Regions from separate parts of the Homo sapiens genome. Here regions 2, 3, 4 and 5 are each linked to region 1. Evidence: chromatin contacts called from ENCODE Hi-C or POLR2A ChIA-PET data. All regions are on one chromosome and are shown on one strand. The core of a region is the stretch at or near the end of the contact, and the rest is flanking DNA. Distances in the headings are between cores, read along the strand shown.

Evidence for each region. A loop is a pair of places that touch in the nucleus more often than their neighbours do. ChIA-PET counts read pairs that join two places held with the same protein, here RNA polymerase II (POLR2A). Pooled maps may share reads with other maps.
Region 2: a loop to region 1 is called in a map with no recorded cell type, with 15 times the contacts of the local background. The contact joins two enhancer-like sites. A Hi-C loop is called at or near these places in 4 of 37 single-sample maps with no recorded cell type and 7 of 50 pooled maps. POLR2A ChIA-PET finds 5 or more read pairs at or near these places in 1 of 52 experiments (CD8-positive, alpha-beta memory T cell).
Region 3: a pooled map shows a loop between it and region 1 (5-fold over the local background). The contact joins the promoter of LINC01281 here to the enhancer-like site in region 1. A Hi-C loop is called at or near these places in 6 of 50 pooled maps. POLR2A ChIA-PET finds 5 or more read pairs at or near these places in 3 of 52 experiments (activated T-cell and activated naive CD4-positive, alpha-beta T cell).
Region 4: a pooled map shows a loop between it and region 1 (5-fold over the local background). The contact joins two enhancer-like sites. A Hi-C loop is called at or near these places in 1 of 37 single-sample maps with no recorded cell type and 6 of 50 pooled maps. POLR2A ChIA-PET finds 5 or more read pairs at or near these places in 1 of 52 experiments (activated B cell).
Region 5: a loop to region 1 is called in a map of B cell, with 7 times the contacts of the local background. The contact joins the promoter of MED14OS here to the enhancer-like site in region 1. A Hi-C loop is called at or near these places in 3 of 168 maps with a recorded cell type or tissue (B cell, CD4-positive, alpha-beta memory T cell and naive thymus-derived CD4-positive, alpha-beta T cell), 5 of 37 single-sample maps with no recorded cell type and 10 of 50 pooled maps. POLR2A ChIA-PET finds 5 or more read pairs at or near these places in 1 of 52 experiments (activated B cell).

Annotation. Positions count from the first base shown.
Region 1 is chrX:40,170,036-40,173,980 of GRCh38, reverse strand. It overlaps a transcript of BCOR not described here. Among named protein-coding and RNA genes, the nearest start is that of BCOR, 74 kb to the right of the region's middle. RefSeq lists silencers at 1,812-1,891, 1,912-1,971 and enhancers at 3,697-3,896, 3,479-3,945. Within about 2 kb of position 1,865, at least 31 of the 41 ENCODE cell types and tissues checked have a DNase peak (open chromatin) inside an H3K27ac peak, as active enhancers do; they include B cell, where a contact is called at or near this core.
Region 2 is chrX:39,194,554-39,198,498 of GRCh38, reverse strand. The region is part of intron 2 of LOC105373175 (a long non-coding RNA gene); the gene reads left to right. Among named protein-coding and RNA genes, the nearest start is that of LINC01281, 130 kb to the left of the region's middle. Within about 2 kb of position 1,763, at least 4 of the 41 ENCODE cell types and tissues checked have a DNase peak (open chromatin) inside an H3K27ac peak, as active enhancers do.
Region 3 is chrX:39,325,528-39,329,472 of GRCh38, reverse strand. It overlaps LINC01281 (long intergenic non-protein coding RNA 1281), which reads left to right and starts at 2,111. Exons shown (of 4, transcript NR_038968.1): 1 at 2,111-2,250.
Region 4 is chrX:39,490,449-39,494,393 of GRCh38, reverse strand. No RefSeq gene overlaps it. Among named protein-coding and RNA genes, the nearest start is that of LINC01283, 58 kb to the right of the region's middle. Within about 2 kb of position 1,658, at least 4 of the 41 ENCODE cell types and tissues checked have a DNase peak (open chromatin) inside an H3K27ac peak, as active enhancers do.
Region 5 is chrX:40,733,438-40,737,382 of GRCh38, reverse strand. It overlaps MED14OS (MED14 opposite strand), which reads right to left and starts at 1,693. Exons shown (of 2, transcript NR_169211.1): 1 at 1,593-1,693. MED14 (mediator complex subunit 14) reads left to right here and starts at 1,841. Exons shown (of 31, transcript NM_004229.4): 1 at 1,841-2,185. The coding sequence starts at 1,971. RefSeq lists enhancers at 629-1,549, 1,550-2,471 and silencers at 1,504-1,593, 1,854-2,233.

The DNA.
Region 1 (3,945 bases), core at 616-3,115:
GAAATTAGAAGTCTGACCGATTCTGTCTACAGAAGTGGTATTTGCATCTGTGCACCAGTAAAATGTGGCCCGCCAGCGGCCCAGGGACAAGGCCTGCCATACGCCAGCCCTGCACCAGTGTTAGACCAAAGTACATCCCAGAGGACATGGCTTTTGGCCAACTCCTCCGAGAACTGATTTAAAGAGGTGGCCTTCAGCCATCAAAAAAGGTGTCCTGGAAGAGTAGGCTGGAGGTCCTGGAAACCAGCGCTCTTCCCCAGGGCTGCAGGGAGAGAGTGGGTAATGGTGCCTGAGCCCTGACGGAACTTGCTATTAATCCAGTCTAAATGAGCACCATTAAAAAGGACTCTCCCTCCTATCCACCACCACACACACACAAGCCTTTATGGGACGGTCTAGTGGAGACCTAGACAGTTTGAGGGCATTTGGCCTTCACTTTTCAGTGGCCATACAATAGTGCCCTTTCCACCCTGCCAAGACCACTGGCTCCATGTAAACTTCCAGGAACTTTAACCCGGAACTTTGTACTCCCTACCCATCCAAAGGGAGTGCCAGATCATAGTAACAAACACACGTAGCATTGTACTGGAGGCAGCGTTCTAAGCACCTTATGTATGGAGGCATGTTATCCTCAGAACAACCCTACGAGGTAGATAATAGTATTGGTCTTATTTTACAGATGAGGACTCCGAGGTTTCGAACTGTTAAGCGGTTTGCCCAAAGCCGCACAGCTTGGGATAATAGGGCCTGGATTGACCAGAGGGAGAGATAGGGCCTGGATTGACCAGAGAGAGAAATAGGGCTGTGTTGCCTCTCTAGCGTTTTGTAATGAAAGTGATCTGTTTGGGGGTTGTTTCGAGAGGACTGCCTGGACCCCAACCTTCCAAAGGAAAATATGAAGAGACTAGAAGGCCCAACATTTGGCCTTTATTTTGCAAAAGAAAGTTCTGGAGAGTCGTACAGAGGCATCTTACTGTGGCTCCTCCGCGGCAAGGAAGGGGTCAGGGAAGGCAATGCAAAGGCCCCCCTGGCCCACCTAGCTGCATAGCATCCGGCGGTCACGTCCGCCGGAGGTGACTGGGGACTGGGGACAGCCGATTGCCGAGGAACTCCTTATCGCCCAGTGTCAGTGCTCCCGGGTGCCGGAGCTAAACGTCCGCCTGCGGGGGCGGCTAGTTCACACCAGTCCCCTGGCTCCCGACGCGCCCCCGGGCTTCTCCCGCGGAGCTGGCTAGATGCCCGGCGGCGGCTCCGAAGCTCCGGGCTCCCCGCCGCTTGTCCCGCCAGCCCGAGGCATGGAGCCCCACGGCCCAGGACTGGAGAGCCCAGTTCGTCAGTCCAGGTTGGGACTGCTGGTTCCGGGTTGCTCACGATCACTCTCCCCTCAACACCCGTCCGGCCAGGGCGCGCGCGCAGACACATAAACACACACGGCTTCCAAGCGCGCAGCCCGCCTCCCGGGCCTCCGCTTTTCCTTCCTCCTCCCCGCTCGGGCGCTTCGGAAGCCCGTGGCGGTTGTGTGCTGCGCCAGGGAAGAGTCCGGGTCGGGGAGACCGCGCTGCCCTCTTTCCCCCCAAGGTCTGCGCGCACGCTAGTATCCTTAGGAAGCACAGTCAGGCTTGTGGGTTCCCATCTTCCCGGGAAATGACGGCTGCTGGCGAGGACCTGTTCGCTCCGTGTTTCGCAATGGCCCGGGGATCAGAGGAGAGGACCGGGCGGTGGGGCCTGCGCGTGGATGAGGGTGGCGGTAAATCCCCTCTCCCGCGAAGGTGGCTGAGCCTCCGGCCACCGCTAGTAGTAGTCTACCCTGCTCGTCTTGCATTGGCCGCAGCTTGACTCCCCTGCGTGCCGCGGGTCGGTGTGGGTGTCCCCACTCCCTCAAGCCTTTACTTTCAGCTCGCGAAACCCCATGGATCCGCGGCTGGGCTGGGCAGCGCAGACGCCCAGCTGCCCTCGCCAACCCCAGGCCCAGAGGGGGCCAGGCTGGCCTGGGGGCTGGGCGGCCCGGCTGCACTTGCCGGCGTTGAGAGAGGCTCTGTGAGCCGGAGCCGGCCGCCGAGCCGAGGGAGAGAGCGCATCAGCCCGCGCGCCTTAAGGCAGAACACACGCCTTTCCCGGAACCTTGAAACCCAGGGGAGCCGCTGCCATCTTCGCGTGACGAGCAGCGAGACGCCGGTGATTAAGTGTTTCTTTCCGGCTCCCTCTCCGGGTTGCGGCTCTCCTCCTTTCCACAGGGCTGGAAGAATAAAAACCTGGGGAAAAACCACACACAACTGCGCTCTGGTCTCGCTCGCCATGTCCGCACTGGTTTCTTAGGGTGCGCCCACGCGGGGCACCCCCTGCTCCCCTACTCCACGCCTGGCCGGGGTCGAGGGCTGCGTGCCTCGGTTTCCATCCGCTCTAGCGCAAATCTCGGAGTTTAATGGGGAGGGGGCACACATTGCTGAAGCCACCCGACCCCCATTCTCCTTACGCCCCCCCCCCATGGGGATTAAACCTAAACACATGAATCCCCCACCCATACCCGGGACTAATCCAGCCGCGCCTCCTGGGATTAACTCGGCTCACAGGTCCATAAAACACTTCCGGCGCGGCCAGAGGGTCTGTCTGCAGAAACACTTTAAAATTGTCCTCCCGGGCCTGGAGTCGGAATTGACTGGGTGGAGGGAAGTGAGTAAACAGACAGTTGTAAGAGACAATCCGTGAGGTTTGCAGGCTGTGAAAAGAGCTGCTTAAAATATGGGCTGTCGGGGTTGCCTCCAGCAGGAGGGTGGCCCGGGTCCTAGCAGACAGATCCAAGAAAAGGATGCAATATATTCTAAATGACATTGACCTGGAGGAAGGAGGGTGTAGGCAGGAGCAGGCTGGCTTCACATGGCTTCTGGCTCCAGTTCAGTGAGGAAGACTAGCTTCCAGAAATTTGTGGGGGCGAGTGGCCAGTCTCTTCATGTGTAAAATCAGAACAGTAACACCTACTCTGTCCCCCTCGGATGGGTTTCTGAGGACCAAAATGTGAAGGCACTTTGTAAATGCGGCTCAACCCTTCTGCTTCACTGTGGTTAATGTTCAGTCTCTCTTAGGTAGAAAAACCAGTGACTTGCTGATTAGAAAACAAAGTAGAAATCAGCCCTTTCTCAAATCTACGCAACAATGTTCGAGATAAAGGGAACCCAAAAGCAACCTAATATTTTGAACCTCCTTTTACATCATTTCGAGATAAGTTTCTGAAGTAATGAGAGAATCTTTGGAATGTTCTAAGAAAATCTGTCAAAAACTGGAGGTTAATGGGGAAGAAAGGGAGGCTTTAAATTGGGTCAAATCACATTTTAAGAAGGCTGGGCGCGGTGGCTCACGCTTGTAATCCTAGCACTTTGGGAGGCGAGATGGGTGGATCACGTGAGGTCAGGAGTTCGAGACCAGCCTGGCCAACATGGCGAAACCCCGTCTCTAGTAAAAATACAAAAAATTAGCCGGGCAAGGTGGCGGGCGCCTGTAATCCCAGCTACTGGGGAGGCTGAGGCAGAATTGCTTGAACCCGGTAGGCAGAGGTTGCAGTGAGCCGAGATCGTGCCACTTCACTCCAGCCTGGGCAAAAGAGCGAAACTCCGTCTCAAAAAAAAAAAAACCAAAACCAAAACAAAACCGGAAGAAGAATATAAATTTATAGTAGCTTCCTGGCTATATCCCCTTCTGTTAGTCTGCAGAAGAGATGCCCGTTGGTAGCCATTCCCCCAGCCCCAGGACCGAAGGACGTCTTGACTCAGGCTTGGTCTGCTAGGTGCAAGGTGTTGTTGGCGTCTGGGGTGGGGACAGTGAAGAAAGGCGATCATTTTGCTTTAAATGAACATCAGAAGACCCAGGCCTGCTACTGCGTCTTGAAGGCCTGGAGTTGTTAAAACTCTGTGGGAGGGGGTGCCTCGTGACCTCCTTCCTCGCAGATGGGCT
Region 2 (3,945 bases), core at 514-3,013, 980 kb after region 1:
GAGCCAACAACACAACAGAGTATGAGAGAAAGCACCCAGAACCGAAGCCATGGTCTTTTTATAACCTAATCTTGCAAGAGACATCTCATCACTTCTGCCATAATCTATCCATTACAAGTGAGTCACTAGGTCCAGCCTATACTCAAAGAGGAGACTATTTCACAAGGGCAGGGATGAATACTACGAGGCAGGGATCTTGGGAACAAGACTCTTAGAGACTGCCTGCTACACCTTCCTAGCTCAGATTAATATCCAGTTATAACTTTCTGAGTGCATATTTCTCATAAGCACTCTGTATTTTGGGTGCCCTTTGGTCTCTTCCTTATGTTTCTGGAGTACTAGCTGATCGAATAGAGGATACCTAAGCCAATACCTTTCTAAGAAGTACATATAATGACTGGGGAACAAACTTCTGTCATCTAGATTACAACTTCCCTGAAAGCAGGAACTATCGTTATACTTCACAATCCTATGAACATCATGGATAGTTAATAAAGATTCTATTGTTGGCTGAATGGATTTGTATGATACAGTAAAAAGAGCTCTGACCTGAATCTCCAGCACTCAAGTTGTAGATATGGCTCAGGGTTTGACTATTTTGATGTTGGGTGAATCAGGACTTTGTAGAGCCTCAGTTTTCTCCCATTAAAACAAGGAGATTAGACCAAATATTTAAGGCATACAGTAATATGGTCTAAATAATTCCTCCTCATTTAAATTTCCTTTGGGGAAGTATATCAGACACTTCTAGAGACCTTCATCACCCCCTTGGCCCACCTCCAGTTTCAGCCTCAGCTGCAATGGGCAGACTTACCTTAAGCCAAGCGTCTGTCTTCTTTCTGCCCCTGAACCTTCATTACTTATGTGAAAGTTTGCCCAGGTCATGTGCTTGTGTAGCTCAGAAATGGGAGAAAGTTAACATCCTCAGGGACAATCCTCACCAGGGTCAGACAGTGGCTAGTGAATAAATGCCCCAACCTCCTGCCCTTCCAGTGGACAATTCTACAAGGCATTCTATATGCTTTCCTGGGAAATCAGTCCCTGTTGCCCTCCATTATATTGATATTTGTTCCTACTGTGTCTTAATCCCTTCTTTTTTCTCCATTCATTCACTTTACTTCTTCACTGGGATTACCTTTGAAATAAGCTACCTTCACCCAGGACTTTGTGTCATGCTTTGCTTTCAAAAGAACCCAAACTGAGAAGAGAAACCATTTCTTTCTCCATCCAGCCTCTGCCATGAAGGCTAAACCATGAGGAAGCTTGGATCAGGAAGACAGTATATATGGCATGAGTGAAGCTTCAACTAGACCAGAAAATCCTGCTCCTTCTAGCTCTGTCTGGATGAAAGTTTCAGAGAGGGGAGTTGTCTAATTGGAGTGAAGGAAAAGCCAATGGCAGAAGTGCAGTCATTTTACTCTCTGTCTGGGACTCCAGGAGGAGCCAGCCTAGCGCTGTGTACCCGCAGTAACCTCAAGTAGCTACTGGTGAGGCAGAGAGCAAGTCGAGTTAGCATTCCTGAGCTATCCTGGGCTCCATTTGGCACACAAAAGATGCCAGAAATGCTCAAAGGCCCCTAGGGGAACAGAGATGTTGGCAAGACACAGGCAGAAGAGCTCAAAAAAGGAAAAAATTCTAGAGTCAAGTGAGTGGATTGGGCCACCTGAATGGGAGATTGAATAGAGGTCATGACCATGTCTCAGGGGACATTCAATAGCAGCAAGGGCTGAGTACGGACTGAGTCAGCAAAGAGGAAACCACAGGTTCACTAACCACAGACTTCAGCAGTTGTCAGCGTTGTGGGACATCTGTTGTGGTGGAGACATGAAGCGCCCAGGAATTGGAATGATAACACTGATAGATCCCCTTCCTCCACCACCAGAAGGATGTAGCATGTTCCCACCCCATATCCAGGTACCATCTTGGAGAGGATCAAGTAAAGGAAAGCAAACTGGAGAGAGAGACTGCTCTGGTTTGAATATTTGTCCCCTTCAAACCTCATGCTGAAACTTGATCCTCAGTGTTGGAGGTGGCGCCTAATGGGAGGTGTTGGATGGGGGTGGATCCCTCGTGAATGGCTTGGTGCCATTCTGGAAAGAGTGAGTGAGTTCTAACTATTAATTCCCTTGAGAGCTGTTTGTTAAAAGAGCTCAGCGTCTCCTTCCTCACTCTCTTGCTTTCTGTTTCACCATGTGATCTCTGAACCCATCAGCTCCCCTTTGCCTTCCACCATGAGTGGAGGCAGCTTGAGGCTCTCACCAGATACCTGATCTTGAACTTTTCCAGACATCGGAATTGTGAGCCAAATAAAAACTTTTTGTCTTTATAAATTACCCAGTGGTAGGTATTCCTTTATAGCAACACGAAACGTACTAAGACAGGGACAATTTAAAGTCAAGGAGACTGAATTTCCAAAAGAGAGTTTAAATTATTGCAGTGGACCAGGTTTACCAGATCAGAACCAAGTTTTGTACCTACTTCCAGTTCTGTGGGGTCCACTTTGTGTGTGTGAGTGCATGACTATCTGCTTTAGAAAATTTTCTTGACCATGTGATTGGAGTGTGGAGAAATATTTAAACTCCTCCTGGGTGCTGGTTGGACAGAGAGTAGGAGGGGCTCAACCACAGATAGAGGGTCTCTCAGCTGGAGCAGCTTTCCATGCTCAAGCCAAGCTCATTTGGACTGTAAATGCTACATCAGCTGCAGATCCACCTCCAAATGTCTGGTTTTACCTAGGAGGCAGAAGTCAGGGGTCTTAACACACTCAGCAAGAACTGTGGAGGGAGGATGGGAGTAGGGAGGATGGCAGCATCTGCCCCTTTCATCTCCTTGGGCAGTCTCGATTTCCCTGCCCCCATCTCAGAATATCAAGGCTCTCTGCGTCCCCCTGTCTTTCCTGGCCTCCTCTGGGACACCTTCTCTACCAAGACAGTTGCTGAGGGTTCCCCAGGGCAGGTCGAAGCATGATTTGCTTTTCAAGCTCTGCCCACTTATTGATCTCCTGTCTGAGAAATGTCAGCAGCAGCCGGGAGCTCTCCCTGCTAAGGCACTTAGCTTGGAAGCCTGTGGTATCTGCCTGCATAAACCCTCCTGCCTCCTGCCTGTCTGGCTTTAGAACTATCCCCACCCCCACCTTGGGCAAAGTCTTCTAAGACGTGATGGCAAGAATCAAACAGCAACGTGCTCTGAACACTGGGATGGGAACCAGATTTAAATTGGGCAAAAGCCGTAAGCTCAGAGCCAGTGCATTTCACTTCCTGCCATCCCTCCCCCTCTCAGCATCTTGTCGCGAGCAGGTAGGGAAGGAAATCTTCCAGAGAAGGCTGGCCAGGGGCAGGTGCTTGGCCCAGGAGTCAGAAAGTGGGGCGCTGATCCAGAAGCTGGGCGGATAAAGGCAACCCATTATTTCAACTGCCATCCCCTGGCCCTGCACCCCCACCTCCATGCAATTTAAATGCAGGATTGTGAGGAGGGGAGGGGAAGAGAAAGAGACTGTGTTTAGTGGTTAAACCTTTTAAAGTTTAAGTGCATAAACAGGGCCTTCTCCGTATCTGTCTATAGCAATTCTCATGACAGTTACAGCAAAATTACAGAAACTGGGTCGTTTATATAACCCTTTGTATTGTCAAAGCACATTAAATGTCTGCTTTCCTGCACCCTGCTGAGCTGTCTTCAGCTGTCAAATCCCCATACTGCAGCTCAACACACTGAGGGTAAAGGACTCTGGCAATGCGCACATGGGGAATACTGGACCCTCAGGTGCAGCAAATGTTTTGAAAAGGAGATTTAAATTTCCTCTGCACAGGAGTCCCATGGTTTAAAATATATTGAATTCTCTGCTTTCCAGCCAAATGCTTTGTCACCTGGCTAGTGGGCTTTTTTCCCCAAAATGAGCAAACATGACATTTGTTTTTTATTCTGGACAGGGTTGAAAGAGCTCATTCA
Region 3 (3,945 bases), core at 862-3,361, 840 kb after region 1:
ATGTGATCTACGCCTGTGTACTTCCTTGTGCTCACCAAGACTGAGGCACACCTTGCTCCTATCTGTTCTTCAGACACTGGTCCACCCTCCCCAGTGCCTTTCTGTTCTCTTCCCCTATCTTCACACCTCTCCCTTCTACTCAGTCTTTAAAGATCATGTCGCCTTTGCTTTCTCAGATAGCCTTTCTCTGACCACCTTTTTAAAAGCAGACCCTTACCCCCACCCAAGTTATACATTAGCAAAAAACAGTGATTATTTCCTTCATAGCCTGTATCACTTTCTGCAATTACCTTGTCTATTCATTTTGTTTACATATTTCTCTGTCTCTCTTTATGCAAATGTAAACTCTATGAGAGCAGGGACCTTGCCTGTCTTGTTTAATGCTATTTCCCCAATGCTTGGCACAGAGCTGAAGATAATAGAAGAGACATATTGACTGTTTGTTGACTACTAAGCGAGTGACTCTCTCTTTAACAAGGGCTCAAAACTGTCCTTCAGGTGCTATTGGTAGCTGTTTCAGGTAGAAATAGGTTTTATTGCATATAACAGTGGCTTAGTCAAATTGTGATTTGCTTCTATTTTTCACAGACCGCGAAATTCAGGGGTAGTCAGTCAGTCTAGGACTGTACCATGGTTCTACAATGCCACCAAGACAGGGGGATTCTTCATGCTTTCATTTGGCTGTCCTGAATGGGTGGCTTTCAACTTTATGCTTGTTGTTTCACGGTCACAAGATGGCTCTCTGCCCTCTTTATAATGTTTTGTACAAGGTAGGAAAAAGAAGGTCAAAGATCAAAAAATATCAATTGGCTGAGTCTCCCTTTTTAAGGAGCTGTCATGGGCTGGGCTGCCCAGAATTCAGACTCTTAGATGGACATTAGCATGTGGGAGATTTATCACGGAGACCTTTTCGGATCAACAAGAGAGATCTGGGTCGTGCACAAAAGATTCTACCATGCAAGCTTTCTTGAAAGCCCATATACTAACTTCTACTTATATTTCAGTGGCCAGAGCTGTAGCATGTAGCTACCTTTAGCTGAAGGTAGCTGCAAAATATAGACTTCTAGTTGGGCCACCATGAACAAAATGAAGGTTCCATTAATAAGAAAGAAGGGGAAAATATTTAGGGTATTTAAGCAGGTGACCAGTGGCCTCTGCCATGGTGCCCCTTCTCTACTCTCTTATCTCTCTTCTCTCTCTTCTCCTACTGTTTTAGCATTAAAAATGAACAAACAAGCAAACAAACCAAACACATAAACAAAGCAAACAAACATGAATAAATCTCCTTCTTCCTTCATTAGCTAATAAACAAAAACTTATTAAAAGTCTCACAAAAACTGTGTAAAAACTTATGTGTATAGACCTTGCAAGGAAGATGGTTGCCACTATGCTAAAGATATTTTGATCTTCACTGGGGCCGACTGAGCCAAGATGAAGAGATGTAGATTCATCCCCAGGAAATACAATATAATGTGGAAACAAACTAATATATGACAACCTGATATAAGACAATACCCTAAGTGGGAGGGGAGGAATGTTCTAAAGGCAAAGGAAACTGAAAAGAGGAGCACCCTGGTCTATGTCAAAGAGACAGGGAAGGCTCCAGAAATGCAGAGATACTGAAGACATCATCATAAGGAAAGAGGAGCATATATTTTGCAGGGGCCAGAGGGGCAGGGAGCTGGATGACAGGCAATATACAACCCAAGCTGGAGGAACTGAGCACTGGGAAGCCAGAATCTAAGCATGGTGGAGACAGAGTGTGGGACAAGCTCAGGCACCTGCAGCAAAAATAGTGCTGGCCAAGGAGCCATAGTCCTTTCCCTGGCTTTTCACTCCTCCCGCCTAGGTCCAGAGATGCTCCTCTGGGCAGATCTCCAAGCTAGGGAAAGTGTGGCCTCTTGACAATATTGCTGGAGAAGGAGGGAGGAATGAGGTTTGTAGCCCGTGGCAGGTGGGTAATGCCTATGAGTGAATTAAATTCACACAAGCAGCCCTTTCACAATCGTCTAGACAGGAAATAGAGAAGGGAGCTCAGTGGAAAACATCAGTTGTGCCCACGCACCCAACTGTTCCAGTAACATAAAAGCAACAGCAGTTGGAGATACTTAAGGCAGCCATGGTATTGACAGAAAAAGACTCTGGATTTGGATTGCAGCTGTAGCATTTATTAAATGCACGTCACAACCTCTCTGAGCTTCGTTTTCCCCACGTTTCAAATGGGATGCAGTGGACCCTGTTGCCTACCCGGTAACTTTTTACCTTCTTTATCCTTTTTTACAAAACCTCAATGTCATTCAGGAATCCTCCTTGTTCAGTGAGGCCACATGCTTCAAAGGAAGCAGGCTGTAGTCTTGGCCTCACGAGCCAGAGAACTGGAGTCTATGCCCTAATTCTCAAATTTACAAGAAATGATTCGCCTAAGTTAAGTATGATGGTCCCACTCCCTTTGGTAGTGATTGGTTACTCATGGGTGTGTAATTTAATTCTGGCCAGTGCTCTGGGAGGGGAAGGCTTTGGAAGCCTTCTGGGAAAGATTTGGATGATAAAGAGAGATGTATTGAGATAAAAACTCTACTTTTTCTATTACACCTTATAATATCTGCAAATGAATTCCAGAACTCCAGCAGCCGTCTTGCGACCATGAGGCGATTTTGCCAAGGACAAAATAATATACCAAGAATGCAGAGGGAAAGATAGAAAGAGCATAAGACCTAGATGACTGAGGTGAATCACTGAATTAACCAATCCTAGAGCATCCACATTTTAGACCTCCTTATTACATGAGGGAGTAAATCCTTTGTTTGAATCAGTTGCACTGAGATTTTTTGTTATTTGCAGTTAAAGGTTATCCAACTGATACAAAAGTTATCTGCTGCAGTAAGGACTAAACACAGTGGCATGTGAAAGTGTCAGTCCAAAGCCAGTACACTAGGTCCATAATATATATTTATTCATTTATTTGAATTCTATTTCATTATAATATCTCTCAAAATCCCAACTACTTATGTAATTTTTTTATTTGAAAATTTTTCTATCTTTGGCTGTCTGGGAGTCACTAGCAATCTGGGCCATTGTCTGGCCTATTAACTATTTGACCTGCTTCCCAACCACTTCTAACTATTGGCCCAGGAGTGGTCCCCAGAGTATGTCTCCTAGCAAGAACCCACAGCATGGGGCTCAGGGCATAAAGACAGGGCCTTTGATTTTTAGCCTAAGGATAATTTCTCCTAGAAAGAATCAGGACATCTTAAAAAGCAGTGTACATTTTTAGAAAATATGATTTAGAAAAATCAGAATTAACTTTGTTTTGAAATTAGTCTCACAACCAAGTTAGGTAACTCCAAATGGAGCTCTGAATTTACAATTTCAGGATTCTTGTATTGCATGTCCAATTTGGGAATTAGTGCATAGACTCCAGATGAAACAATTTGACAGCACAAAACCAATGTACAGTATAAATATTCTTATTTCCTAACTACTTGTCAGCTATTTCCAGTGAGTAAATATTTACACGTTTTCCTCTCCCCCTGTGGAAAGCAGTACTCACATATATGAACATAAATATTTTGGTGTATGTAAATATTTACTCACATGAGCAATATATTTCTTTTTCTAGTCTCTGTTGTAAGTTTTTTAATAACAGAACAATTCCTGCTTACAAATAAGTTCTGATCTTGCAACTCTCCTAAAATATTCTGCAAATGAGAGGCATTTTATGGTAGTGGTTAATTGCTGATTAGTTAGAGCAGCTGGGGATAAATTTGAACTCAGCACCCTACTAGCTGTGTGACCTTGGGTAAGTTCCTTAGTCTTTCTGTGCCCTGAGTTTCCTCATCTGTAAGATGAGAGTAATAATAGTATCTAACTTATAGGATTTTTCAGAATATTAAATAATTTAGTGCATATAAGGTGCTTCACAACACTTGGCATATTGTAAACCTT
Region 4 (3,945 bases), core at 409-2,908, 680 kb after region 1:
CAGGCAGCTGCAGAGCCAGCCCCGGTCCCTTGAAAATGGAAAGGCCATTCTCAACCTTGCCTGCACATTGGAATCACCTGGGAAAGCTTTAAACAATTCTGAATTTTGGGTGTCATCCCAAGAGATTCTGTTTTAATTGGTGTGGGTGTGACCTGAGCATAAGGATTTTTGAAAGTTTCTAAGATATTCTATTATGCTGCTGAAGTTGAGAGCCACTGGACTAGGAAGTTCTGTACCTGGATGGAATGTCTCAGGTCACCTTTGATTAAATGGGATGATGATATTGGAGATGGTCAAGGCATTAGGTTAATTGGGCTTTATCATTTAAAATTCTGGAATGTCTGCATTTCAGGAAATGAATGATTCCTAGACTGAAGGAAGCTGTTCTAGTTCAGCAGTAACTGCAGAGGTTCTCAAACTTAAGGGTGGATTATTAGAATCACCTCTAGCGCTTATAGAAATACAGGTTGTTGGGCCCCACCTCTAGAGTTTCTGATTCAGTAGGTGTGGGGAGAGGCCCCAGAATTTGCATTTCTTAAAAATCCCCAGGTGACATGGATGCTGCTGGGCTGGGGTACACATTTTGAGAACCACTGATTTACTGTGAATTATATTTGGAGCTAAGCTTAGTCTCTTGAGAGTAAGTTTTACTTTCACTTATTTGTTCCCCACTGGTTTATCCCTCAGAAGTGTTCCTTAGGGACTGTGTATTAATTAGTTTTTCCTGTAATCATGCTGTGTAACAAACAACTCCCAAATGTCAGTGACTTACGACTGCAAACATTTATTTCATACTCACAAATGTGGAGGTTGGCTACAGTTCAAGCCATGCTAGATTTGAATCCAGACTTCAGTTTGGATTCATACTTGCTCCACATAGATTTATTCTGAGACCCTGGCTGAAATAGCAATGGCTACCTGGAGCATGCTTATTTCATAACAGAGGACAGAAGCTTCAAGAGGGCTGGCAGAAGCTTAAAGCTTTAACTTGTAGCTGACACACTATCAGTTTCACCCACATTCCACTGGCCAAAGCAATTTCCATGACCAAGCTCAGAGTCAGAGGATGGGGAAATATACTTTGTCCACAGTAAAAAGTGTCAGGGACAAGGAGTAAAGAATGATGGACAAACAATATTACCTATCATAATTTGTTAGATGTCAGGCCTCATATGAAGTTTTGAAGAGACATAGAAAGATAAAACAGAGTCTCGGCCTCTGAGAAGCACAGGTTGGCAAGAAAGACAAAGATACAAGGAGGTACTAGAAATGAGATGCAGGATGAATGAGCAGCAGGAACATGCAGGTGGGAATGGCCCTGATTGCTGAGATCTCTACTATCCCACACTGTGCAACCAAGGCCCTTGGAACTGGGCCCAGGCTGCAGTTCTGGAAGCCAGGGCTGTGTGCGGGAGTAGCTGAGTCGGCACACAGCTACAGAGCATGGAGCAAAGGGGAATTGAGTCTGTGCCTCGGCTGAAGCAAGTTTGTTCCAGAAAGTCCAAAGTACCTAGTCCAAAGCAGAGAATAGCTAAGAGGGAGAACTGGCTTTTTATCAAAGGGCTGCCACAGAAAACAAGAAATATGAGTGCACCATTAGGGAAGTGAAGCCTGTGGGTAATTTGTGGTGGCAAGGGGACGGAGGAGGAAGGACTGTTTGATGGGGTGCCTACTGTACTGAGCTTCAGGCAGCAAAGGTATTACGAAAGCCGTCAAGTTGGAGGACAGGAAAAGGAAAACTGATCTGGGCAACTTTCCCAGAGGAGCAAATATTCCACCTGGGGCATAGCTGGTGAGTAGGAGTTTGTTAGCAGATGGAGGCTAGATGATAGGAAGGGGAGTGTTAGGAGCTTAGGTGACAATTCCAGGGGCACTCAGACTCCTCTCTTTGCCAGTAAGTTCCTGCAGTTGCTATCTTTGCCCCAGTCCACTCTTCATCCTCACCCCCAAGCTCCAGGCTGTCATGATGCCCACAGCTGTCTTTGTGTTTCCAGGTCACTGAGGTTTTATTGCCTCTGAGGTTCAATGATTTTGTCCTCCTCAAGTAATTACCACTGAAATTATGTTGTTTGATTTCAGAATGATTACAAAACTCTCAGACTCCCAAACAGTATCACTTAGACTGAGTTTTCTGGGGACTGGTGTCCAGAACTGACATCCCCAGTGCTAGGTTCAAACACAGGATTTGCCAGAACTCTCCCTCTTCAGCTACCCTTCTTATGTGGGTGAGGGGAGAACCCTGCCTCCTGGGAGTCTTTGCTCTGCTCCCAGAGGCTAGGCCAAGTTCCGGCCATCATCTATTATTAGAGAAGCACAGTAAATCCCCTAAGATGGCACGATTAAACACTCTAAGGTTTTGAAGTCATCTTTCCAGGAATCTAGAGGCCTGCATGAAAATTTGACTTCTGGGAGTCTGCCATGACATCCTCAAGCTCCTGAGCTGGGTGAGATAATGAGGCCAGCAAGACCTCAATTTCATAAAGAAAGGCATTTGAGATGGAAGGAAAAGCTAGCTCAAAGGCACAAAGAGGTAAACACTCTGTTGGTGTCAGTAGCGTCTGCTCAGTTAGATATGGCTGAGCCAGGCTAAGCAGGGTGGGTCGAGGAGTTAACTGGGGGTGGGGAGTGGAGAATGAGGCTGCATGGGAGGGAGGAGTTGGTGGATAAGGGGGCGGGGCTTTATGTAGGCAGCAGAGACCATAAAAGCTGTTCAAAAGCGGAAGTGGCACTTTGCAAACTTTATCACGTTTCCTCTGAAAAGTCCCGTTGAATTCGGGGGAGACTGGAGAGAGATCAGAGAGAACCCTGGTTAGGGCCATGTTGTCGGGAAGCTTGGAAAGAGAAAATTCGAGAACCTTTAGTCTTTTCGGCATGAGTTGCAAAGTCAGCCTCCTACAGGGATGGGACAGGGATGTAAGGGAATGAGCAGGCTGGTTTTTCCTTCTTTTTTCATTCCAGAATGGCATCCTTGGCTTTGTTGTGTTCTGTGGGGAAATGCTTTGCATAGTAATGACATAAGAAGAGTCTCCAATTCCACCAAGATATATGTTCACTACCATTTTCCTTTAAAGACACAGCCCTTTCTTTTCTGCACCTTTGATAGAGACATGGGTATAGGAAATATTTCATTCTCCTCTTAATAGCACCATACCAGACCCACAAAATGAAAAAAAATGATTTATGGCAACTGATAGCTGGCCTCACTGGAAGTGAGTTATAGGGAGCACTGGGGTTGTGGAAAGCTAAGTGGGGATGTCCAGACCCAAAAGGGAGCCATCCGCTTCTCGGCTTTAGTAGGTGAGGACAGATTTTCTAATTTTGAAGAAGAAATGGACAAAATGTTTAGTATAAAATCTTTCTATTTTTAAACATTGGCTACCAATTTGCATTTTTTTAAACCGTGCTGGAGAGGCCAGACACAGACTGTGGGACCCTTGGTTTGTACCTGCTCCCCTAGATCTTTAGTGGGAATAGTGCCCTTAGATGTGAGATTGTTGACTTTTTCCAAGAGTGACACCTTCAAGACAGTCATGGTCCAGATGGCAGGGCTGTACCAAGGGGCTGGAGGGTTGAGGTGGGCTTGGGGGTGGAGATGGTGGCCCTTTGAGAACTAAAGGGGGAAGAAGATTTGTGGTTTTGGTTCCAGTCATTCCAGTTCTGTGGGGCTACGCCCATGAGGCAAAGCTGCCTGTTCCCCTTGTCTAATGCACTGAAATCCAGATCAGTCAAGAGGCCCCAAGGCCCAGCCAGAATCCACTGGAGCTAGGGATGGGTGGGGCAGGCAGCCAAGCAGGCTGAATTAGTTTCCTGGGGCTGCTGTAACAAAATATCACAAACTGGATGGCTTAGAACCACAGAGATTGATGCTCTCCCAAATCGGGAGACCAGAAATTCAAAATCCAAGTGCCAGCAGGGCCATCCTCTCTCTGAAGACTCTAGGGGAGG
Region 5 (3,945 bases), core at 444-2,943, 560 kb before region 1:
GACTCTGTCTCAAAAAAAAAAAAAAAAAAAAAAAGTAAAGAGTAGAATGGTGGTTACCACCAGAGGCCGGGTAGGACAGTGGGTGGAGAAAGGGGAAATATTAGTCAAAGGGTACAAAGTTTCAGTTAGATAGGCGGAATAAGTTCTGGTGATCTATTGCACAGCAATGTGACTACAATTAGCAATAACCTTTTGTATCTTCCAAAGTTGCTAAAAGTGGATTTTAAATGTTCTCACCAAAAGAAGTAAGTATGTATATCATTTGATAGATGTTAATAGCCTGATTTGCTCATTCCACAATGGTTACATGTTTCAAAACATCACATTGTATGCCATAAGTATATACTATCAATTAAAAATAAAAATAATATTTAAAAATAAGGTAGCTGCCTTCCAGCAACTGTATCTGTAAGGGGTATAAATAATCCCAATGCATTTTAATAACTAGCACAATGATATTCTGTTTCAATGTGCTTTAGGACCACCAAGGGAGGGAACAAGTGAGCTTACACCTTCAGAAGCAGATGAACCGCTTTCAACAATGATAAAGAATTACCCAAGTGATGACAGTAAGAATATTCTAACCTTAGGGAACATCATGAACATCTCTTACACCAAGAGGAGATGAAACTGCAAAAAGATGTTTGAAAGGGGTCGCAGCAACGAATGCTTCTAATAGTGAATCTCTACGTTAGGGCATGTTAGAATCACCTTAGGAAAGTTCAAAAATTCCCCAAGCCCAGACCTCAAGCCAGACCAATTAAATCTGAATCTACAGGGGTGGAACCCATATATCTAAGTATTTTTTTAAAAAACAGCTCCTCAGATAATTGCAAAGTGCAGCCAAGGTTGAGAATCGCTGTTTTAAAGCAGGTACAAAAAATTAAACGTGGACTTTGATGGGGGGGACGGGAGTGTCGGTAGGCATGGATGAACTGAAAAGCCCTTCAGAATAGAGCGGTGACTGCAAGAGCAAGGACAAAAACTATATGAGAGCCCGTGGCAGGGGATTTAAGGGCCGTTTTTGTGTGGGACTGACAGGATTTGGGGGATGGTGACGACCTCAGCATACACCCGACTCTATTAAAATTGAGTTACTCTGCCAGCGGCCCTGTCTCTACCCGCAATCATATTTTCTAGCACCTTTTCCCACAGTTTGGAAAAAAAAAAAAAGGGGCGAAAACGTTCTCCCACGTAACGCGCCGTGGACGTGTATGGGAGGAGCAAAGGCCTGAGAATCACAAGCGCGCGGCCGCTCCCATTTCTTCGCGATTCCAGAACCAGAATTCACGAACATTTAGAGGAGGCCTCCCCTGGCTGTGTTTGTGCCCCACTTAGGAAGCGATGGTGGATTTCTCTGGGCAAATTGTCGCCTTTACAACGCCAGGGGGCGGAGGCGGGAGGGAGAGCGGCGAGGGTAAGGGCGGGGCAACTGCTGACGTTCCCGGTGACGACTCCGGCTCAGCCCTCACCCTGGTTTCCGGCGGCGCGCGGCTCCCTTTTCCGCTCTCCCGCGCGCTCACAGGTACCGCCTCACTCCCACGCGCCCCCCAGCGCTGCGGTGCTAGACAGCTGAGAGAACAGACACAGACCTGTCGGAAGGTCCTCTGCAGGTCCCCCTTCCGCTCTGCCGATCGACTTCCGCCTCGGGCAGTCAACATGTACGTTGCGGCTGTCTGGCGAAGCTGCTTCTGAGCGTTTGCGGAGGCGCAGCTTCCCCTCTGCGGGGCCGCCCTGCTTCCCCCCCATCCCCGCCTCCCCCCGCCCCTCGCTCCTGTCCCTGGGGTCGGCGGACTTCTCGCTACATGGGGGCGGGCTTCCGCGGTCGGCGCACGGCTTCCTGTTCTGAGGCGGCCCGGCGGTAGGCGGTGGCGACTCTGCCCGCTCCCGTTTCGGCGCGGTGACCGAGCGCCCGGGAGGCTCGAGGACCGCATCGTGTGCCGTTGCGCCAAGCCCGGTCCTGCGCCGCCATGGCCCCAGTGCAGCTGGAGAACCACCAGCTGGTCCCGCCCGGAGGCGGCGGCGGGGGCAGCGGCGGACCCCCGTCAGCCCCAGCCCCTCCTCCCCCGGGAGCCGCCGTGGCGGCGGCCGCTGCAGCTGCGGCTAGCCCGGGCTACCGGCTGAGCACCCTCATTGAATTTCTGCTGCACCGGGCCTACTCGGAGCTTATGGTGTTGACGGACCTGTAAGTGCCCCGAAACCCCTGCCTGTTCCCCAGCCCCCCTTCCCGCCCAACCGGCTGAGACGTTTGCACCTCCCTCTCCCCGAGAGGCTGCTGTGTTCTCCGCTGGACTGCTTAGTCTAGAATTTTTGAACTCCTGGGGTTCAGCAGAGGTGGAGAAGAAGCTTTGTATCTGGGGTCTTCCTGGCAACGATGCAACAGAGACTTGTTAATTTTGCGTGTTGTTACACTTCCACTGAAAATTGTGTGAAATTTTTGTCCGAGTTCCCAACAGAACTCTCTTGATTTCTTGGCTGGAATACATAATATTCGAGCTTTTAGAAAAAACTCTATAGATGGGAAATTTGTATTACAGCCTCTTGACGATACGTTTTAAATGTAAGCTGTTATTGCTTCTAAGTTAATGCAGGAGCTACATACGTTGTGTATAAAATACAAATTTGAATTCAAAGTACTTTTTTTCTGGAACTTTTGAGTGTTTGAGGTCTTAATGAAGTTAGTGTGAGTAAAATTTTTTTGTAAGTAGTCTGTTATTTCTTGGAGTATGAAGGGGGTTTATAAATCACCTAGTTACCCATGAAATGCCTTGGGGCATGATTAAGTTGTTAATCCCTTCAGAATAGGATCAGAATATACTAACGAATTTCAGTGTGTGAAGAAAAGGCACCGTAACATTTTGGGACTCTGTTGTACATCTTATAACCCAGGTTCAGAAAAAGTTAATCAGAATTTTATTTTTTATCTATTGCAAGACTTCAGATCAGGGTTATCAATTGAGATACATTAGTATGCAGATATTAGGCTCTAAAGCGTCACAGTAATTTGTTTTTAGAGACTGATAACAGATACTTGTTTGCAGATGACTGAAAGAGTAGGCTCTACTTAACTCCTGTAAAACGTCATTCTCAGTTTTGATGTATTGTACTTTTTTGAATGGGACAGAAAAAAGTAGTGTTAAAGAAGCCTACCCATGGCTAATGAGAAATTTAAATCGCTGTCAGGTTTAGGGACTATTATAATGATATACCTCTCTGCACCATTTATTGTTGGATTTCATAAAAATCCAAGAATATCCATGAGAAAGTTTCATGTATGTGCCTATATAGAGCTGTGGGAAAAAAAATGTTGAAAACTGCTGCTATCGGTGGTGTAATTTGCTTTTCCATAGGGGATTTGTAGAAATTCCTTGAATTGTGGTTGTCTTTTTACTATTTTAGGACTTGGCTTATGAAGAGAGGAACATCTGTTTTATTGCCGTAGAATAAGTATGTAGTTATAGTCCCACACCCTTTATGTGATGGTTCCCATATTTGTATCTCCAGCACAGACCTCTCTGATGAACTCCAGACTCTATATCCAGATGCCTACATTTCAGTATCTTGATGGGCATTTCAACATAGCAACTCCAGCACCAAACTCCTGATTCCACTGTCCTCCCTCCTGCAGAACCTTCTTTGCTATCTCACTAGTCTCTCCATTCTTCCTGTTGTTGCTCAGGCCAAATATTTTGGAATAACTCCTGGCTCCTCTCTCTTCACATCCTACATACATCAGCAAGTCCTGTTATCTTTGACTTCAGAGTCTGACCATTTCTCAACACTTCCACCAAGTGCTGGTCCAAGCCACCTAATCCTTCACCTGTGTACTGCAATAGTCAGTTCACTGGTATCTCTGTAGTTCCCTTGCCCCTTCTATAGTTTCTTCTCCACAAAATAGCCAGGATGATTCTTTTAAAATTTCTCTGCTTAGAACCCTTCGATGGT